Linked DNA regions of Homo sapiens: region 2 is linked to region 1. Evidence: chromatin contacts called from ENCODE Hi-C or POLR2A ChIA-PET data. All regions are on one chromosome and are shown on one strand. Each heading gives the region's core, a stretch centred on a gene start or an enhancer-like site at or near the end of the contact. The rest is flanking DNA. Distances are from core to core; before and after follow the strand shown. Region 1 holds the start of TMEM218 (transmembrane protein 218). Region 2 holds the start of TIRAP-AS1 (TIRAP antisense RNA 1).

The links. Hi-C counts contacts between places; a loop is a spot of excess contacts on that map. ChIA-PET counts read pairs that join two places held with the same protein, here RNA polymerase II (POLR2A). Pooled maps may share reads with other maps.
Region 2: a loop to region 1 is called in a map of naive thymus-derived CD4-positive, alpha-beta T cell, with 18 times the contacts of the local background. The contact joins the promoter of TIRAP-AS1 here to the promoter of TMEM218 in region 1. A Hi-C loop is called at or near these places in 2 of 168 maps with a recorded cell type or tissue (both naive thymus-derived CD4-positive, alpha-beta T cell), 1 of 37 single-sample maps with no recorded cell type and 6 of 50 pooled maps. POLR2A ChIA-PET finds 5 or more read pairs at or near these places in 2 of 52 experiments (GM12878 and WTC11).

What each region holds. Positions count from the first base shown.
Region 1 is chr11:125,109,094-125,113,093 of GRCh38, forward strand. TMEM218 (transmembrane protein 218) reads right to left here and starts at 2,533. Exons shown (of 5, transcript NM_001258244.2): 1 at 2,446-2,533. RefSeq lists enhancers at 2,228-2,317, 2,673-3,585, 2,948-3,127 and a silencer at 2,788-2,857.
Region 2 is chr11:126,301,559-126,305,707 of GRCh38, forward strand. TIRAP-AS1 (TIRAP antisense RNA 1) reads right to left here and starts at 2,764. Exons shown (of 2, transcript NR_187388.1): 1 at 2,630-2,764. DCPS (decapping enzyme, scavenger) reads left to right here and starts at 2,502. Exons shown (of 6, transcript NM_014026.6): 1 at 2,502-2,723. The coding sequence starts at 2,523. RefSeq lists a silencer at 2,460-2,589.

The DNA of each region.
Region 1 (4,000 bases), core at 1,283-3,782:
TCCATCAATCAGGGAACAGATACAATATTATATATTCATAATGAATACTTAAAATGAATGAAATTGATCTATATGTATTGATGTGAATATATCTCAAAAACAATGTTGAGTGACAAAAACAAGTTGCAAAATGGAACCCACAGTATGATACTACTTGTATTTTTAAAATTAAATACAATCTAAACAGTAATATATATTGTTTCTGACGAACGTATATACAGCAAAAGTATAAAAACATGGGCATAAACAATACATGACAATTTCAAAAGACTATTTGCCTCTGCAGAGGGAGGAAGGAAAGGGAATGGGGTTAGGAGTGGAAATAAAAGGGATCTGAACTAAATCTGTGATGTTTTATTTCTTTAAAATAAAAAACTTGAGCTGGTGTGCCAAAATGTTAATATTTATTAATCTGATTGGTGGAACATAGATATTATACTACCCAATGTACTATTTTCTGTTTTTAAATTTTTCGTGATAATTTTTAATTTTTAAAAAGGTAATGGGCAGCAGGATGCATATGAATTGGGTGACCAGTTAGGAAACTATTGCAATTCTCCAGATAAGAGATGATGAGGGTCTGACCTCCAGTCTTAGCTGTGTCAAGGGAGAAGGTGTTAGAAATGACACAAGTTTCTAGCTTAGTTGACTGAGCTGATGGTACTGCTCTTAAGAAAACAACTATTTAAATTTAATTTGTGCTATTCTGGATATTACACAAATAACCCAGAAGACTTGGACCAACTCTAACAGTTAGAATAGAGGGCAAATGGTAGTTGAAGCTGGCTGGCGCCATTAGAAATGTTGCCCTTCAATCCCCCTTAGTAGCTTAAGAGTTCGTGAGACATTGGATTTATATATGGTATGGCTTTAAAGTAATAAGATAAATATTCCCAAGCTCTTTTAAGAATGGAGCTCATAATTTTATAAGCAAACTATACATTTTCTTACTAAGCATAGAAAAGAAGGGCTGGGTATAGTATAGAGTGCTGCTATAGAGGAAGAGAGAACATCTAGTCATTTTTATCTTATTTAAATGTGAGAATAATATCTGTGATAATTTCCCATATTAGAATAGCTAAATTATTGTTATTGAGTACAATACAATAAAATATAAAAACGGGTTCATGCCATCATTAAACCTTCTTTGAGAAGTGATGGCTTGGCCAACCCGATTTCAAGGGTAAGTCCATTTACTTAATATCTGTGGCATTTAAAGCAGGTAGACTGGAGTGAAAAAAAATAATTTAAATTTGAACAGTTCAGCAGCTGACAACAAAAGCAACTACAGGGCTAATGTTTTCCTTCTGTGCTCAATGCTGTGAGGTTTTTCTCTGAGAGAGTTTGTTCAAAACCTTTTAGATGTGTGTGTTCATTTAATGGTTGTTTCTACATACCCTTTCATCCAGCTGTCAGAGAAAATAGGAATAAATGGACTGATCCCTGCACAGGTAACCTAATGGATTAAAAATACGGTACTCATCACCAGGTTGATCATCATGAGCGAGAATACTAACTGCCATTATAAGATGACTTATAAGATGACTTACTATCTAAGACAAATGTGGATTCCTCAGAGGGTAATGTGGCCTAAGTGCTGCTGCTGGAGGGAGATATCTCACCCATCCCCCGATTTTCACACTGACTCAAGCCCTTGAAAGCAACAGAAAACAGTGGGTTACAAGGAGTGAAGTGCTCCTCTGGAAGAGTCCTTTTCACTTTGCTTTATAGCTGTTTTCCAAACCTTCAAAAATAACGGGGGGGGGGGGTTACTTTCACACTTTTATGTTTCTACTTTAAACACTTCACTATCTTTTGAATTTTAAAATATTAGAATAACGCCTCTACCTTTGTAATTAGATAAAATGCAAGCCTGGGGAAAAAATCAGTTGCCAAGCTCCCAAAATGCCACCGATGTAGCATCTGCTCTTAACACGTTGATAGAAAAAGGAGGATCAGTAAACCTAGGTCTCTTCCTTGCATCCCTCTCCTGGACGGTGTTGTGGGTTGGAAGCGCTGCAGAGCCTCGGTCTATCCGCTCTCTGGATCTCACAGCACTGCAGCCTGGGAACACCCCACTTGAACTCTAAGCTTCTCCCCAACCCTGTTGCAGATTCAAACTGGCGACAGGAAAACAATGCCCCCCATGTCTCGTCTTCAGAATGTGCACCTGGCCACCTCCCAGGAGCTAGAGAGGGATTAAGGTCTCGGTCATAAGAGATCTGAATCAGGCACTGACACTTCCTTTTCTTAAGAGCATGAAACAAAACAGTCCTTCCTTCTCTGCCTCCAATTAAGTATTTATTAGCCGGGCCTTGGGTCCAGATCAGCGGTAAGGGTGGTCTGCGAGGTCCGTGCACCGCCGTCCGCCCACGCCTTCTTCCAACCACCTCAGCCCGACCCTCCACTTTTCTCCCTTCCCCGCAGCCGCCCCGCTTTCCTCACCTCTGCCCCCTTCACCTGGATCCACTCTCCCCCAGGCTCTACTCACACCTCAGATTCCGGCGCGTTCCAGCCCACGGGGCTCTGGTTTACTTAGGGCGAATCACAAGTGGGCTTTCATTTAGGTGATTTAAGATTCACTAATCAGCGTTGCTCTTTCAACGGCCAACTTCTTCCTCATTAGCTTACGCCTAGCGCGGCTCCCGGCAACGCCGAGCGCGGTGGGTTGGCTCGTCACCCTTCGTTACGCCCTCCGATTGGTCGGTGCCTGTCAGCCTTTGGACCGACCTCAGTTCGGTTGGGTAGCAGCGGTCCGAGCTGCACTCCCCGCCCCCCCGCCACTCCACTGTCAATCACACCATCTCTCCGTAACTCATTGGGCCATTGGTCAGTCTAGCCTGAGGGCGGGTTGTTGGGCGGAAGAGAGAGACTTCTTCCGGCCTCACTCGCTGTCACCATAGAGATTGCCCATCCAGGCAGCGAAGCAGCAGGGCCAGGCAGCTCAGATCTCGAACTCCAGAGAACTGCACAGTCATCTAGACATCAATGCCTTTTCCGGGGCCTGATGAACATCTCAATCCCCAACCCACTAGCTCGAGTGGGGCGCAAGATGTGGTGGACAAGTCAGCTCAGGCCCGGTCATTAAGTGTCCCCAACAACCCTCCTGGAGGGAACTGAGGACGAAGCACCAGTTGTAATAACGGCACGCTTCATTTATCTTTATCTCGACTTGTTTTATTTGGTATTTAATTCTTCCATTAGCCTTGCGAAACAGACAAAGGCAAAGATCATTCTACCCACGGGACAGACTGGGGAAGAGGCCCAGGGTCCATCAAGTAAACCCTCTGCCGCCAGGCTGCTGGAACTGGAGCTGGCCCACGCTATTGGCAGACTGCTGTTACCTAACTGCCAACTAAAGCTTGCCATGACTTTGCTTTGAGGCTATGGCCTGTTAGACCAAAAGATGCATCAATCAGGACAACCAAAGGAAGTAGGACAGAGGCTGCGTGCTCCACCACTGAATCAAGAAGGGGAAACAAACAATAATCAATACCAAATTGGAGAGCTGCACCGTTTGAACCTTTGACCTTAAACAAAATTTTAAGAAATATCATGAAGCAACCTATTCAATCTTAGAGCACTGAATCTCTGATTTAAGGAATTCTCCTGAATCACAGCTTTATGAACCAAAAAGAAGAAGATGCTTGAATTTCATCAACTGCACGTCTCAAATTTATTCAACTTTCGAGGCTTCATTTACAATCACATAAAGTAACCAATGATTTGTTGTGCGTTTAGCAACTTAACATTACTTGGCCCAGTGAGAAGCTCTGTGGCTAAGAAATCCTTTATTTTGATGAATTCATTTCACTGGAACTGAGTGTTGACTGCAGCTATGTTCTGTTAGGAACTGCGAAGATATACAAGAAATGAGATGTGACTCCCATCTTAATAGCCCGTGGTTTTGTAATGTTAGGTCAACAACACATGAAACAAGTAGGAAACACTTTAAAGCAAGATATAACAATGGGCCAACCCTATTGTACAATTAATTTCT
Region 2 (4,149 bases), core at 1,514-4,013, 1.2 Mb after region 1:
TCAGGAAATTGAGACCATCCTGGCTAACACGGTGAAACCCCGTCTCTACTAAAAATACAAAAAATTAGCCAGGCGTGGTGGTAGGCCCCTGTAGTCCCAGCTACTTGGGAGGCTGAGGCAGGAGAATGGCGTGAACCTGGGAGGTGGAGCTTGCAGTGAGCCGAGATCGCACCACTGCACTCCAGCCTGGGCGACAGAGGGAGACTCCGTCTCAAAAAAAAACAAAAAACAAAAAACAAAAAACAGTTCTTAATCATTATCTTGTTTACCTCATGTACCCCATTTGAATATACATTTTATGAAAGAAGAGGCCTCGTTGTCTTGCTTAGAACTAATAGCCGCTGGCACATGGAAAATGGAGACCTGGAAAGGTTAAGAGACTTTTCCAAAGTTGCACAGCTAGTCAGTGTTGGGGCCCGACTTCATGGCTCTCAATTATGGGCTCTTTTTGTTAAAACATAGCTACTTTGGCAGGGTGCGGTGGCTCACGCCTGTAATGCCAGCTCTTTGGGAGGCCCAGGCGGGCGGATCACGAGGTCAGGAGTTCGAGACCAGCCTGGCCAACATGGTGAAACCCTGACTCTACTAAAAATACAAAAAATTAGCCGGGAGTGGTAGCAGCCGCCTGTAATACCAGCTACTCAGGAAGTTGAGGCAGGAGAATCGCTTGAACCTGGAGGCAGAGGTTGCAGTGAGCCGAGATCGCGCCATTGCACTCCAGCCTGGGGGACAGATCCTAAGTCTCTCCTAATAATGCTTTCTGCATCACACACACACACACACACACACACAAAGTAGTCCTTTTTTTTTTTTTTTTTTTTTGAGATGGAGTCTCGCTCTGTCACCCAGGCTGGAGTGCAGTGGCGCGATCTCAGCTAACTGCAAGCTCCGCCTCCCGGGTTCACGCCATTCTCCTGCCTCAGCCTCCCAAGTAGCTGGGACTACAGGCGCCCGCCACCACGCCTGGCTAATTTTTTTGTATCTTTAGTAGAGACGGAGTTTCACCACGTTAGCCAGGATGGTCTCGATCTCCTGACCTCGTGATCCGCCCACCTCGGCCTCCCAAAGTGCTGGGATTACAGGCATGAGCCACCGCGCCTGGCCTAAAGTAGTCTTTTATCCAACTCCTAATCTATATTTCTGGTAGAAGTAATCCAAAAATCAAACTAACACATGGTACACTTTGTTATTGACCAAAAACTGACTGTAAATTGCATCTTGTTGCTAACGTTGAGAATGGCAAAAACTGTCCCACACCCATGAGATCTGTCTGAAAACCTAAACTCAAATCACTGGCAAAATAAATGTGTGGCTGACTGAAGCGATGTAAGTACCAACTCTTTTTTTTTTTCTTTGAGACGTAGTCTCGCTCTGTCGCCAGGGTGGAGTGCAGTGGTGCGATCTCGGCTCACTACAATACTCCGCCCGCGTTCAAGCGATTTTCCTGCCTCAGCCTCCCGAGTAGCTGGGACTACAGGCGCGGGCCACCACGCCCGGGTAATTTTTGTATTTTTAGTAGAGACGGGGTTTCACCATGTTGGCCAGGATGGTCTCGGTATCTTAACCTCGTGATCCGTCCACCTCGACCTCTCGAAGTGCTGGAATTACAGGCGTGAGCCACCGCGCCTGTCCGTAAGTACCAACTCTTCACAAAATTTAGATCTGTTAAATAACACCAGTGAAAAACGGGCTAACCAGAAACAATGGTCACCAAAGAAACCCTCAACAGCAGAAGTTACAAGTAATAATTTTATATGGCAAAAAAAAAAAAAAAAAAAAAAAAAAAGAGAAACGAAACCCTGGGAGACGAATCATACTGCAAATCATATCCCTGGGTAGCAGGGCAGAAATACAGGTAAACAAAATAGAGAGGAGGGGGATGCCTCTAGCCCGGAAATAAGTGGGTGGTGGAGATGGTTCTTCTGGCCATATTCGTTTACCTTTTTTGTCAGCAGAAAAGTACTGAGTCTACAAAGTAAAAAACTGACCACGATGAAAATTTCTGCAAAGTAATTAAAATGGGAGAAAAATGGAAATGGCTTAAATACTCGGTATAAAAAATCGACCAAGGAATCAAATGGGCTCACGGATTTGCGTCAGAAACGTTGCTTCCCCGATAATTGGTCAACGTCGGTGTAACTATGATTAAAATGTCAGTATTCAAACAAGGGCTCCAACACTACCGTGGCCCAAGGGCGTCTTCGGCTCCCACCCCGGGGCGTGGGCCTGGGGGTCCCTCTTCACTGCGCAGCCACCTCTAGCCCGCCGCTTTCGGGACTCTCAGCCTTCTTTTCCCTTCCCTGAGGGCCGGCCGGCACCACAACGGGGCCAAAGGCAGTAACTCGGTTGAAAGGCGCGCCCTGGGACAGGTCAGCGGGCTCCGCCATGCGCGGCACGCATCCCGCAGGAGCGGGTGCCAGAGCAGGGTAGGCCGGGAGTTAGCAGCCCAGCCAGGCCGCTGGACTCGGGCTAGGGGCGGGGCCAGCGCAGGGGGCGCAGGCGCACACCGCCTCCGCGGCAGCATGGCGGACGCAGCTCCTCAACTAGGCAAGAGGAAGCGCGAATTGGACGTGGAGGAGGCCCACGCCGCCAGCACAGAGGAAAAGGAGGCAGGAGTTGGAAATGGTACCTGTGCTCCTGTCCGCTTACCGTTCTCCGGCTTCAGACTGCAGAAGGTGCTGAGGGAGTCTGCGCGGGACAAAATCATTTTCCTACACGGGAAGGTACCAGGAGGCAACCCTGAGGTGGGATGCGGGAAGCAGTGAACCAATCATCGCCTCGGAGGCAGATTTTTTTTTTTCGGATCTCGGCTGGAAAATACCAATCATTATCACTCCGGGGAGGCGGGAGTGCGCCACTAGAATGCATAGAGGGGCGGTGAAAGGCGGCAAGATTGCCTTTGAAATTAAGGCAATGAACACATCTAGCTCTAATTTTTCTAATGTCTCCACTAGAAATATCTACTGGGAGAGTGCATTGCAGATTAAAGATCACATGTTACATTCCCCAAGCCATTCATCATCCATTTATGTATACAGGGACTAGGAACCCAGTCAATGTTAGATGTCTCGCTCATCCCTGTCCGTGGAAACGACATGAGACTGTAGGAGATGTGATCTCTGCCTTACGCGACTTCAGCCGTAACAGGAGAACAATATATTATAATTGTTAATTCAGTTCTACGCACGCACTTTCATGCATGCCAGACACTAAACTAGGTACTGGGGATGTGGAGACGAAAGTTACCATCCCTGATCTTCAGGACTACGGAATATTTCTGGCGAGACAGATACACACAGCTTGCTCCAATACCAACGTGCTCAGCAATCTGGCAGGGGCTGAGGAGAGATGGAGACCATTCCAGGAACTAGTGAGGAGGCCTAGCCAGAGCAGATATGGGGGTTCCCCAGAAACTAGTGAGGAGGCCTAGCCAGGGCAGATAAGGGGGTTCCCTAGAACTACTAGCAGGAACTCTCACCTTTGGGAGGATCAGGGAACCTTGGCCTAGGCTTCCATGCCTCTGTGTGTATCTGGTTTTTAAATTTTTATTTATTTATTTATTTATTTTTGAGACGGAGTCTCTCCTCTCTGTCACCCAGGCTAGAGTGCAGTGATGTGATCTCGGCTCACTGCAACCTCTGCCTCCCGAGTTCAAGCTATTCTACCTGCCTCAGCCTGCCCAATAGCTGGGATTACAGGCCCCCGCCACCATGCCCAGCTAATTTTTGTATTTTTAGTAGAGATGGGGGTTTCACCATGTTGGCCAGGCTGGTCTCGAACTCCTGACCTCAGGTGATCCGCCTGCCTCTGCCTCCCAAAGTGCTGGGATTACAGGCGTGAGCCACCGCACCCGCCTTTTTTTTTTTTTTTTTTTTTTTTGAGATGGAGTTTCACTCTTCTTGTCCAGGCTGGAGTGCAATGGCACTATCTTGGCTCACTGCAACCTCCACTTTCTGGATTCAAGTGATTCTCCTGCCTCAGCCTCCCAAGTAGCTGGGATTACAGGCATCTGCCACCATGCCCAGCTAATTTTCGTATTTTTAGTAGAGACAGGGTTTCACCATGTTGGCCAGGCTGGTCTTGAACTCCTGACCTCAGGTGATCCACCCACCTCTGCCTCCCAAAGTGCTGGGATTATAGGCATGAGCG